2 separate regions of the Homo sapiens genome follow, and region 2 is linked to region 1. A link is a contact called in ENCODE Hi-C or POLR2A ChIA-PET data. All regions are on one chromosome and are shown on one strand. Each heading gives the region's core, a stretch centred on a gene start or an enhancer-like site at or near the end of the contact. The rest is flanking DNA. Distances are from core to core; before and after follow the strand shown. Region 1 holds the start of STYK1 (serine/threonine/tyrosine kinase 1). Region 2 holds the start of LINC02366 (long intergenic non-protein coding RNA 2366).

The links. Hi-C counts contacts between places; a loop is a spot of excess contacts on that map. ChIA-PET counts read pairs that join two places held with the same protein, here RNA polymerase II (POLR2A). Pooled maps may share reads with other maps.
Region 2: a map of PC-3 shows a loop between it and region 1 (11-fold over the local background). The contact joins the promoter of LINC02366 here to the promoter of STYK1 in region 1. A Hi-C loop is called at or near these places in 21 of 168 maps with a recorded cell type or tissue (CD8-positive, alpha-beta T cell, Caco-2, Calu3 and 15 more), 14 of 37 single-sample maps with no recorded cell type and 31 of 50 pooled maps. POLR2A ChIA-PET finds 5 or more read pairs at or near these places in 2 of 52 experiments (activated CD4-positive, alpha-beta T cell and activated T-cell).

What each region holds. Positions count from the first base shown.
Region 1 is chr12:10,670,473-10,676,155 of GRCh38, reverse strand. STYK1 (serine/threonine/tyrosine kinase 1) reads left to right here and starts at 2,104. Exons shown (of 11, transcript NM_018423.3): 1 at 2,104-2,190.
Region 2 is chr12:10,746,890-10,752,572 of GRCh38, reverse strand. LINC02366 (long intergenic non-protein coding RNA 2366) reads right to left here and starts at 2,339. Exons shown (of 7, transcript NR_120463.1): 1 at 2,273-2,339. RefSeq lists a silencer at 2,279-2,328.

The DNA of each region.
Region 1 (5,683 bases), core at 855-3,354:
GGAGCGCAGGATCTGGCAGTTAGGATTCATGTAGGCTAAACTGGAGAAGGAAGAGATCTCCAGTGTATATTTCAGTGTGACTTCCCACTACCGTTCAGTACTTAATCTGGACAGAGAGATAATGGGCATTCAACAAATTCCTATGGAATTAATAATGAGGCAGAAATAACGATCTGGTAGAAACACTGGGGCCAAAGCATTGTTGACAATGAGTTGGAGGCTTATAAATTTGAGATGGAGGTAATAATTGAAATTACAAGGGAATGAAAACTTGAAGAAAAAAGAGAAATAATGGATATTCTAACCATCTTATTAATGAGTATAATGTGTGGGACTAGCTATACATATATAACTCCTGGTGAATGTCTGCTGTGTAACTCAGACTATTTGGTACTTAGTTGTTTCTGTGTGTGGGCATTATCATTTCCAGTGTTTTCTCTAACTCAAAATGTTTTTAATGTATAATTTATGTGATTTGCTCAAAAAAATTGGAGAGAAAAATTTTGCCTCCCCTTTCTGGATTGTATTTTGGTTTCTTTTTTAACTTCTATTTCTATAATAGTAACTAGATTTTAGACAAAATTCTGTGCATCAGAATGAGTATCTAGCAATACATTGCAGAAATTTTAAAAATGAGTAAACCACTTTATCTGTCATGGAGGAGCATGCTTGGGGAGGTAGAGTAGAAAATTACATAATATGAAGTTCCAATCAGTTCATTTGGATTTGATGTATCACTTATGACATAAAGAATCTAAAGAACAACTAACTGATGAGATGTCTTCCTTTCCCCTTTTGAGGTAAAATTCACATAACATAAAATCAACCATTAGCCATTTAAAAATGAACAGTTCAGTGGCATTAAGTACAATTCATCCTGTTTTTAAAAAGCCCTGAAGGAAGTGAAAATGCCAATAGAGAAAGCTCTAGAGAACTGACATACCTCAATCTCTAAATATGCCACATTACATTGACTCAAGTTCTTTTTGCTCTAATGACTGTCAGTTTGTGTTTGGTATGCGTTCAATGCTGAATAAATTGGTCACATATTCAAGTTACCTATGACTCTTATTTCTTTAATTGAATTTGTATTAGGTGTTAATATCTAACAGAATTCCTTCAGCTATCTATTGTCTTAAGTATTTTCTATTATTTTAGTTTCCATGTGGACGGGTAACATAACTACCTTGTTCACTGTTTCCCCAGAGGAGAACCCAGGACATAATGGGATATATGTGTGTGTGTGTGTGTGTGTGTGTGTGTGCGCGCGCGCGCGCGCGCGGGCTCTAAATGAATGATCTATTACGTAATCTTGGGGTTTTAATTCTCATTAATTCCTTATAGGTTCCCCCACGTCTCCGCAGTGGTCAGTACTTTTTTTTTTCTTTTTTTTTTTTTTTTTTCTGAGACGGAGTCTTGCTCTGTCGCCCAAGCTGCAATGCAGTGGCACAATCTCGGCTCTATGCGATCTCTGCCTCCTGGGTTCAAGAGATTCTCCTGCTTCAGCCTCCTGAGTAGCTGGGATTATAGGCGCCCGCCATCACGCCTAATTTTTGTATTTTTAGTAGAGACGGGGTTTCGCCACGTTGGCCAGGCTGGTCTCGAACTGCTGACCTCAGGTGATCCACCCGCCTTGGCCTCTCAAAGTTCTGGGATTACAGGCGTAAGCCACCACTCCCGTCCCTTCAGTATTATCTTGTAACACCCCGGCAAAGCCTTCAGGTGGAGAATGTTCCTGGCGCGGAATAATCCACCTGAATGTGAATCCTGACCATTTTTAGGCGCCAATGGAGGCCGCTGCTACGGGGCCGGCCGTGAGGTGGCGCTGTTGCCCTGTATCGTGACTCCGTTTTCACCTGGACTGGAGTCACCGTGATACCTGACATCTAGCAATCACTAGAGTAGGAAATGAGTATAGATCAGCAACAAGTCCAGCCTTTACAGTTGCAGCAGAGGTTTCCTGTGGCTCGAGTGTGGCGAGTCCCGGAAACCTCGGAGCCCGCAGACTTCCCTTCGCGGGAGCCCGCCCGAACTCCATCCTTTGCCGGCAGCCACGCCCCGCAGTGGGAAGGAGGGACTGAAAAGCATTTCCTTGAGGCTGGCACACCTTGCCCTACCCAACCCTGTCATTATTTCCCCTCCGACTGGGCCGGTGCCATCGGAAACCGGAGTGACCAGAGGAGGGACACGGTAGTGAACGGGGTATGGGGGGCGGGCGCGGCGGGGAGGGTAAAGAAGGTGGGAAGGGAATGGCAGCGAGGCAGCTGGGGGAGGACTTTGCAGTTGGGGAGGGAGAAAAAGGGAAGAGGCTGGGAGCGGAACGGGTGTTTATGTGAACAAACAGAAATCACCAAGTGAATTAACCTGTGTTTCTTCGGAACCAGCATCTTGTGGGGTTTGGCTTCTGTGTTTCTATATGATAAGGGAGTAAACCTGACTCAGCAGATTTGGTGCAGAGAGAAACATGAGAAAACCCAGGAATGGGGGACCTCTGTTTATTCCTGGAGAGGGGGCCATCAGGAGAGGGGGAAGGGAAAGAATGAGGTTACAGGAATTACTTGTCAGAGGACTGCATAGCCTTTCAGACCATGGAATCGTTGCTTTCAGCTTCGGCTTCCTCATCTGCAAAGCATAAATACGGTAATTACTTTCCAGGGTTGTTGCGATATTTAAATGAGATATCAATAACCATGCTTTAAAAGTGTACAGCCTGATGTGCTATCCCTTGTTGACTGAATCTCTGTTTTCTTTCCTTCTTTTTATTTGGGGTGGGGAGTGGGGGAGGGAGTCTTGCTCTGTCACTCAGGCTGGAGTGCAATGGCGCGATCTCGGTTCACTGCAACCTCCGCCTCCCAGGTTCAAGCGATTCTCCTGCCTCAGCCTCCCAAGTAGCTGGGATTACAGGCTCCCACCACCACGGCCGGCTATTTATTTTTTTGTATTTTTAGTAGAGACGGGGTTTCACCATTTTAGCCTCTGTTTTCTTTTCAATGTCTTTTTTCCTCTTTCATTTTTCTCTATCAACCCTTCATCCCCCCTTTCTTTCTTTCATTTATGCGATTGTTGCTTCCTTCTGTAATGGGTCCTCTCCACATTGGAGTTTCTTATACCTATGAGACCACACTTCCTTCCCACTCGGTGGGAAGTAGTGGCAATAAAGGAGTCGAGTTACTGTAATGTGCAGCACAGCTCAACTGAAATACACCTGGAAACAGAACTCTGTGCTGTCTACCTGGTTTTTCCCCCTCAATGCACCGGAATCTCCACTGACAGCTAGCTAGGGGGCAGCTAGGTCTTTCAATGAGACATCATGAAGTATTTGCTTCAATGAAAATCATATACTTTTTCGTTCAGTGCCTCCATTACTGTGTGAGTTTGCTAGGGCTGCTGTAACAAGGTACCACAAACTGCATGGCTTTTGGCACCAGGCACCAGGGACTGATTTTGTGGAAGACAATTTTTTTCACAGATGCCGATGAGGTTGGCGGGAGATGGTTTCAGAATGAAACTGTTCCACCTTACGTCATCAGGCATTAGAGTCTCATAAGGAGTTCGCAACCTATATCCCTCACATGAGCAGTTCACAATAGGGTTCACGCTCCTATGACAATCTAATGCTAGTGGGCACGGTGGCTCACACCTGTAATCACACCACTTTAGGAGGAGTTGGTGGGTGGATCGCCCTGAGTTCAGGAGTTTGAGACCAGCCTGGGCAACTTGGCGAAACCCATCTCTACCAAAAATACAAGAGGAAGAAAAAGAAAGAAAATCTAATGTCGTGGCTTATCTGACAGGAGGAGGAGCTCAGGAGGCAATGACAGCGATGGGGAGTGGCTGTAAATGCAGATGAAGCTTTGCTGGCTCACCTGCCTCTGATTTCCTGCTGTGCACCCCGTACCTGTCGGCGCCCCGGGTGTTGGTGACCTCTGGCTTAAACAACGAAATGATTTTCTCACAGTTCAGTAGGCTGGCTATCCAAAACTAACATGTTATGAAGCCTGCATCTATTCCAGGCCTCTTTCTTTGGCTTGTAGATGGCTGTCTTGATGTTTATATGGTGTTCTCCCTGTATATATGTCTCTGAATTTCCCCTTTTTATAAGGACACTAGTCTTATTGGATTAGGGTCCATCCTAATTACCTCATTTTAATTGATTATCTCTGCACTATCATCTCCCAATAAAGTTACATTATGAGTTACTGGGGGTTAGAATGTCAGCATATTAATTTTGAGAGGGTGTACAGTTCAACCCTTTAACAACTAATGTCTTTAATTATGCACAAGTTAGTTGAGCATTGCATGTATTTCAGTTTTCTCTGGCAGAAACTATTTCCCACCTGTCCCAAACCCTCACAACCAGTCCCAACCAACATGTGCTCCGAAGATCTGCCAGGAGTTATGTGATTCTGCAGCTCTGTTTTCTTTTAACCTGAGTGTGTACATTTCCTGTTGCCACTGTAACAAATTACCACAATGGTGGTGGCTTTAAACAACATAAAGTTTTATCTTACAGTTCTGGGGGTCAGAAGTAAAAATGGATGGGCAGGTTTCCAAATGGATGGTTCTTTTTGGAGGCTCTAAGGGAGAATCAATTTCCTTGCCTCCTTCAGTCTCTAGAGGCTGCTACAGTCCTTGGCTCATGGACCCTTCCTCCATCTTCAAAGCCAGGAATGGCCGGTAAAGTGTTTCTCATGTCTTATGCTGACGCTCACTTTTGCCTTTCTCACACTTAAGGATTCTTGTAATTGCACTGGACTCACTGAGTATTCCAGGGTAATCTTTCTATTTTAAGGTCAGTTGATTCATTCCATCTGTAACCTTAATTCCCCTTCGCTATTTCAACGCTATTAAAAATCAACATGGCCAGGCGTGGTGGCTCACGCCTGTTAATCCCAGCACTTTGGGAGGCTGAGGTGGGCGGATCACGAGGTCAGGAGATCGAGACCATCCTGGCTAACAAAGTGAAACCCCATCTCTACTAAAAATACAAAAAATTAGCTGGGCGTGGTGGCGGGCGCCTGTAGTCCCAGCTAATCAGAGGCTGAGGCAGGAGAATGGCGTGAATCCAGGAGGCGGAGCTTGCAGTGAGCTGAGGTCGCGCCACTGCACTCCAGCCTGGGCGACAGAGCCAGACTGTCAAAAAAAAAAAAAAAAAAAAAATCAATATATTCATAGGTTCTGGAGATTAGGACATGGACATCTTTGGGAAGCCATTATTCTGCCTACTGTACCTGAGCTTTCCCAACTGGGTATTCTTTATTTTTATTATATGTATATTTAAAATTTATGTTTAATTAAAAAAATTAAAAATTATATATATATTTATCATATACATGTTGTTTTGAAATATGTATATATTGTGGAATAGTTAAATTAAGCTAATTAACATAGTATTATTTCACATATTTTTGTGATGAGAACACTTAACATCTACTGTCTTAGCAATTTTCAAGAATACAATACATAGTTATTAACTGTAGCCACCATGTTGTACAATAGATCTCTTGACCTTATTCCTCCTAACAAGGAGGAATAAGGTCATACCCTTTCATATCCTTTGACGTCTTTCTAACCCCTCGAATTCCCCCAACCTCTGGTAACCATCTTTCTATTCTCTACTTTTATGAGTTCAACTTTTTCAGATTCTACATATAAGTGAGTTCCTATGATATTTTTCTTTTCG
Region 2 (5,683 bases), core at 1,090-3,589, 76 kb before region 1:
ACACAGTGCAGGACAATATCATTAAAGAGAGGCACCAAATAGACAAATAATAAGAAAAAAAGAATGAATAATTATATAAAGAGCACAGGTACTGAAAAGAAATTGACAAAAGAGTCAATGACTATTGATAATATAGTTGCCTTCATTGAAAATTCAAGAGAAACCAAATGACAGACCATTTAAATCAATAAACAAGTTCACCAGGTAAAAGATTACTAAAGGATTTAAAATGATTTCTGCCACGTAGTAAGTACTATGTAAGTATTAGCTAGTTATACAACAGTGACAAATAAAAAATGGAAGTTAAAAAAAAACCTGTTTACAAAACAGCAGCAAAAGATATTCAAAGGAAAAAACATAAACATTACTGAAGGGCATAAGGACATAAATAAGTGAAATGATAAGTTATTTTCAAGAATGAGAAGCAAGAGTATTGTAAAGATATTAATTCCCCTGGAATCCTCCAAATTTAGTGAAATTCTAATCTAAAATCGTAACAGAATTGTTCCATGAAATTTACAAACTGATCCTAAAATTAATCTAAAAGTTTCAATGAGTGATCACTGTGTACTTCAAGGACAACGATCTCAACTCAAAGAATTTAAGATTCTAGCTGTAACATGAAAAAATACGGTTAAATGCGTGGCTGATCTGGTAAAAATAAAAGGAAATGTTCATAGATTTAACAAAAATAAATAGAAAGCAAAAATCCAGGAGGGAAGTAAAGCCTGAAATTTGGTCCTGTCCTAAGGGTATATGTAAATCAAGGATAATCTGAGCCTTCATTGATATAGCACATGAGGACAAAGGACAGCCACAAAGTCCACATTCAAGTTGGACTAATGAACAAACATTCGTCAAATTGGAGACTAATTCATAGAAACTCCTCCAGCACACATGCACCTCGGATACAATAAAACTACACCCTGGTTGTGATGGAGAGCTACAAGCAAACAAACAAGCCAACAAAAAGGGAACAACAAATGTATTAAAGGTTTCAACCTCGGAAATGAGGGGAGAGAGGGAAAATCATTGCCATTAAGAATTCATAACCATAAGCCAGCCTTCAAACATGTTTGCAACATTTAGTCCCCAAAACTTCAACCTGAAAATTTATTTTAAAGTGATACCTTCAGTTTGCATGTAAGATGCAAAGGAAAACCTTTCCTGTAGAGGAAAGCAACTTCCACACAGATCCCAAGGAATACTTATAGATAAAATCCTCCCAGCAGAAGGTTATAGGGGAATTAAACACACACGTACTTAGGATGCACACACATGCACAGTGAGGAAACAGGTTGCCACAAGTAAACACCTGTAGAAACAAAACACAATAATCTGCCACTACCTAAAATAGGCCATAGATTTTTTTTTCTGCTTGTTTGGGAAGATAGAAATATGATAGAAAGGGGAAGAGAAAACAGGGATGCCCACGATGGATCCAGAAATAAGTATTAATCATGTATGTGTTGGGAATTGGAGTGCTCTTAGTAATCCAATTAAGACATTAAAATAATTCATATATGTCAATGATATGAGCCTCAGAAAGAACAGCAAGAGTTACTATGGCCTGAAAGGCTCAGAAGCAAGCAGGACTTAAATTGGGCTTAGAGGAAGTAAGATTTGCACAGTTTCTGAGAAATGAAGGGATATTTCAGGAAGTAGGAGAAATACACAAAGGTGGACATTCTCAAGGAGTCTCCGCAAATAGGGACAGGCCTTTGGACAATCACGCAATACTTCCACAAAAAAGAATGGCAGAAAATACTTCTAAAGGAAGATGATTGACAACCTCCAGAAAATAGACTAGAAAGGGGCAGGATCACATGTAAACACAGTGCCATAAGGCCAGTTGGTCAATTGATTAATTATGTACTACTTATAAAATAAGTAAATACTGAGAAATAATTAGCTAATTGTAAAAACAAACATCTATTATCCAATTGGGCAAGTGGGAACTATGTTTGATTGGAAGTCAGGAGACCTTAAATTCTCTTCCTAAATTTACCACTGACCAGTTTTGAAATTAAAGCTACCTGGGAATCAGTTTTTATATTGAAAATTGGGGAGGAGGAAGGTCTACGGAGAAGGGCAGATTAATTAATGATCTCACTTATGAACGCAGCTCTACAACTTTACAAAACCAAAAGAATGAAGAACGGTGCTCATTCCTCCGGTGCTCAAAAGAGGGCGCCCACAAGAGCAGCAGAGATTTACTGGAACCGATTTACTGAAAATCCCCGTTTTCATTTCCCGGTCTGAGTTTCATTACCCAAGAAATCCACAGGGTGGCGATAACACTGAACGGAATGTGAATTCAGAGTGGAAATTCTCAGAAACCGTATTCTTCAACGGCCAGTGTTTACAGATTTCCCTTTCCCTGATTTTATGATGTCACCAATGACACAGAAGCTGGCGAAACGCGTGAAGGCCGTACACAAGGCAATGACGGTGATGGCAATGATTCCCACGGGAGAACCAACTGTGATCCAGACCTTTGGCAATCCTCACAGTAATGCAAAGGAGACTTTACCATTCTCTTCCTCATTTTACAGAAAAAGAACTAGAAAGGGAGAAATCAAGTAAATTATCCAAGGTAACTGAGGTAGTGAGTGACCTCGGCGGAATTCAAACCTTAGTCTAGGGTCAGTGTCATGGTTCTTTCATCACAGCCCGCTGACAGCTCTGAAGAAAGCCTGTTTGACTAACACAAAGTGGCCTTTCTTCCTAACCATCTTCCTCACTGATATAGAAAGGAGAAATTTTGCCATTTTTTTCATAACTGAAAAGAAGCCTTAAAAGATTCTATTCATCTTTAGCACAGGATAATATTAGTAACTCTTTAAGCCACTATTAAATAATGATTGTATAGCTACAGCAGTTTCAATTTTAGTGTTTATATCAGGGTCACTGACTTTTCTTCCCTAATGCTTAAATGGGGCAGGAACATTTCTTCATTGAATGTCACGTTAAGGTGTGTTGAATTAGAAATAACAGAATTCTCTTCAAATTGAGTTAAAGGGAGGAAAAAGATGGCTTTTCAGTGTAATTACGGGTCATTTCAAAGAAAACAAGAAGTTTCTTTAAGTGATACAGGAGATTAGAATCAACAACTGGAAAACTATAAGAATTACACAGTTGTTCAAACTTTTTTCTTTCCACATTCTCTAGTCCATGGTTTTCTTGATATCTTTGGACTATTGCCTCTTTCTATTGGCTGACTTTCTCCTCTCTAGACCCGACAGCTCCTGAATTCCCACATCCTCAGCTTAAGTGACTATCAGAGACTGACTTATATCTGTGAATTTTGGCTCCTAACCTCTGAGAAAGAGAATTCAATATGGCCTGGCAACAGCTGTCAAGCAGCTAAACATAAACAAGGGTGATGATTATCAAAGCAGTATGTACTGAAAAACACAGACACCCCAGGAGACATATGTTATGACTGGCTAAATGTCTTTTTGAGAAGTTAAAAAGAAATAATTCATTTCCTGGATGATCAGGATGAAATTCTAAACCATTTGGCATGTCCACATTTCCCCCTGTATCTATGGTAATAACACTCATAAAACCATAATTTGGGATACAGATTTTAACAGTTTTTCCAAATATTTAAAGATAGGCCAAAATTATAATATTCTGAATTCATATTTCCATCTATACCTCAGTCTGACTATTTTTAGAATAAATTTTTTTTTAAATGTACCTTGCTGGGTGGAGCCTATAATCCCAACACTTTGGGAGGCTGAGGCAGGTGGATCACTGTGAATCCAGGAGACCAGTTGGAGACCAGCCTGGGCAACATAGCGAGACCCTGTCTCTACAAAAAAATTAAAAACTAGCCAGGTGCAATGGCACAAGCTTGTAGACATAACTACATGGGAGGCTGAGGTGAAATGATTTGTTTGAGCCCAAGAGTTCACGGCTGCAGTGAGCTATGATCATTACGCTGCGTTCCAGCCTAGGAGACACAGTGCGACCCAAGATGGAGTCACTGATATATGTTACCATTTGCGACGAGTACTTTTTTCCTGGAAAACAGTCCTCACATAATAAAGCAGGGCCAGGCAAGGTGGCTCATGCCTGTAATTCCAGCATTTTTGGAGGCTGAGGTGGAAAGACTGCTTGAGCCCAGGAGGCTGAGGCTGCAGTGAGCCATGATTGTGCCACTGCACTACAGCCTGGGTGACAGAGCAAGACTTTATCCAAAGATAGCTGAATAGGAACAGCTCCAGTCCGCAGCTCCTAGCATGATCGACACAGAAGACAGGTGATTTCTGCATTTCCAACTGAGGTACCTGGTTCATCTCACTGGGACTGGTTGGACAGTGGGTGCAGCCCATGGAGGGTGAGCCGAAGCAGGGCGGGGCATTGCCTCACGTGGGAAGTGCAAGGAGTCAGGGAATTCCCTTTCCTAGCCAAGGGAAGCCGTGACAGACTGTACCTGGAAAATCGGGACATTGCCACCCGAATACTGTGCTTTTCCAACAGTCCTAGCAAATGGCATACCAGGAGATTATATCCCGTGCCTGGCTCAGTGGGTCCCACGGCCACGGAGCCTTGCTCACTGCTAGCACAGCTGTCCAAGATTGAATGGCAAGGCGGCAGCCTGGCTGGTAGAGGGGTGTCCGCCATTGCTGAGGCTTGAGTAGGTAAACAAAGCAGCTGGGAAGCTCGAACTAGGCGGAGCCCACCTCAGCTCAACGAGGCTTGCCTGCCTCTGTAGACTCCACCTCCAGGGGCAGTGCATAGATGAACAAAAGGCAGCAGAAACTTTGCAGACTTAAACGTCCCTGTCTGACAGCTCTGAAGAGACCAGTGGTTCTCCCTACACAGTGTTTGAGCTCTGAGAATGGACAGACTGCCTCCTTAAGTGGGTCCCTGACCCTGTGTAGCCTAACTGGGAGACACCTCCCAGTAGGGGCCGACTGACACCTCATACAGTTGAGTGCCCTTCTGAGACGAAGCTTCCAGAGGAAGGATCAGGCAGCAATATTTGCTATTCTGCAATGTTTGCTGTTCTACAGCCTCCACTGTTGATACCCAGGTGTGGACCTCCAGCAAACTCCAACAGATCTGCAGCTGAGGGACCTGATTGTTAGAAGGAAAACTAACAAAAAGAAAGGAGTAGCATCAACATCAACAAAAACCACATCCACACCAAAACTCCATCTGTAGGTCACCATCATCAAAGACCAAAGGTAGATAAAACCACAAAGATGGGGAGAAACCAGAGCAGAAAAGCTGAAAATTCTAAAAACTAGAGCACCTCTTCTCCTCCAAAGGATCACAGCTCCTTGCCAGCAACAGAACAAAGCTAAATGCTCCAATTAAAAGACACAGACTGGCAAATTGGATAGAGTCAAGACCCATCGGTGTGCTGTATTCAGGAGACCCATCTCACAAGCAGAGACACACATAGGCTCAAAATCAAGGAACGGAGGAAGATCTACCAAGCAAATGGAAAACAAAAAAAGGCAGGGGTTGCAATCCTAGTCTCTGATAAAACAGACTTTAAACCAACATAGATCAAAAGAGACAAAGTAAGCCGTTACATAATGGTAAAGGGATCAATTCAACAAGAAGAGCTAACTATCTTAAATATATATGCACCCAATGCAGGAGTACCCAGATTCATAAAGCAACTCCTTAGAGACCTACAAAGAGACTTAGACTCCCACAC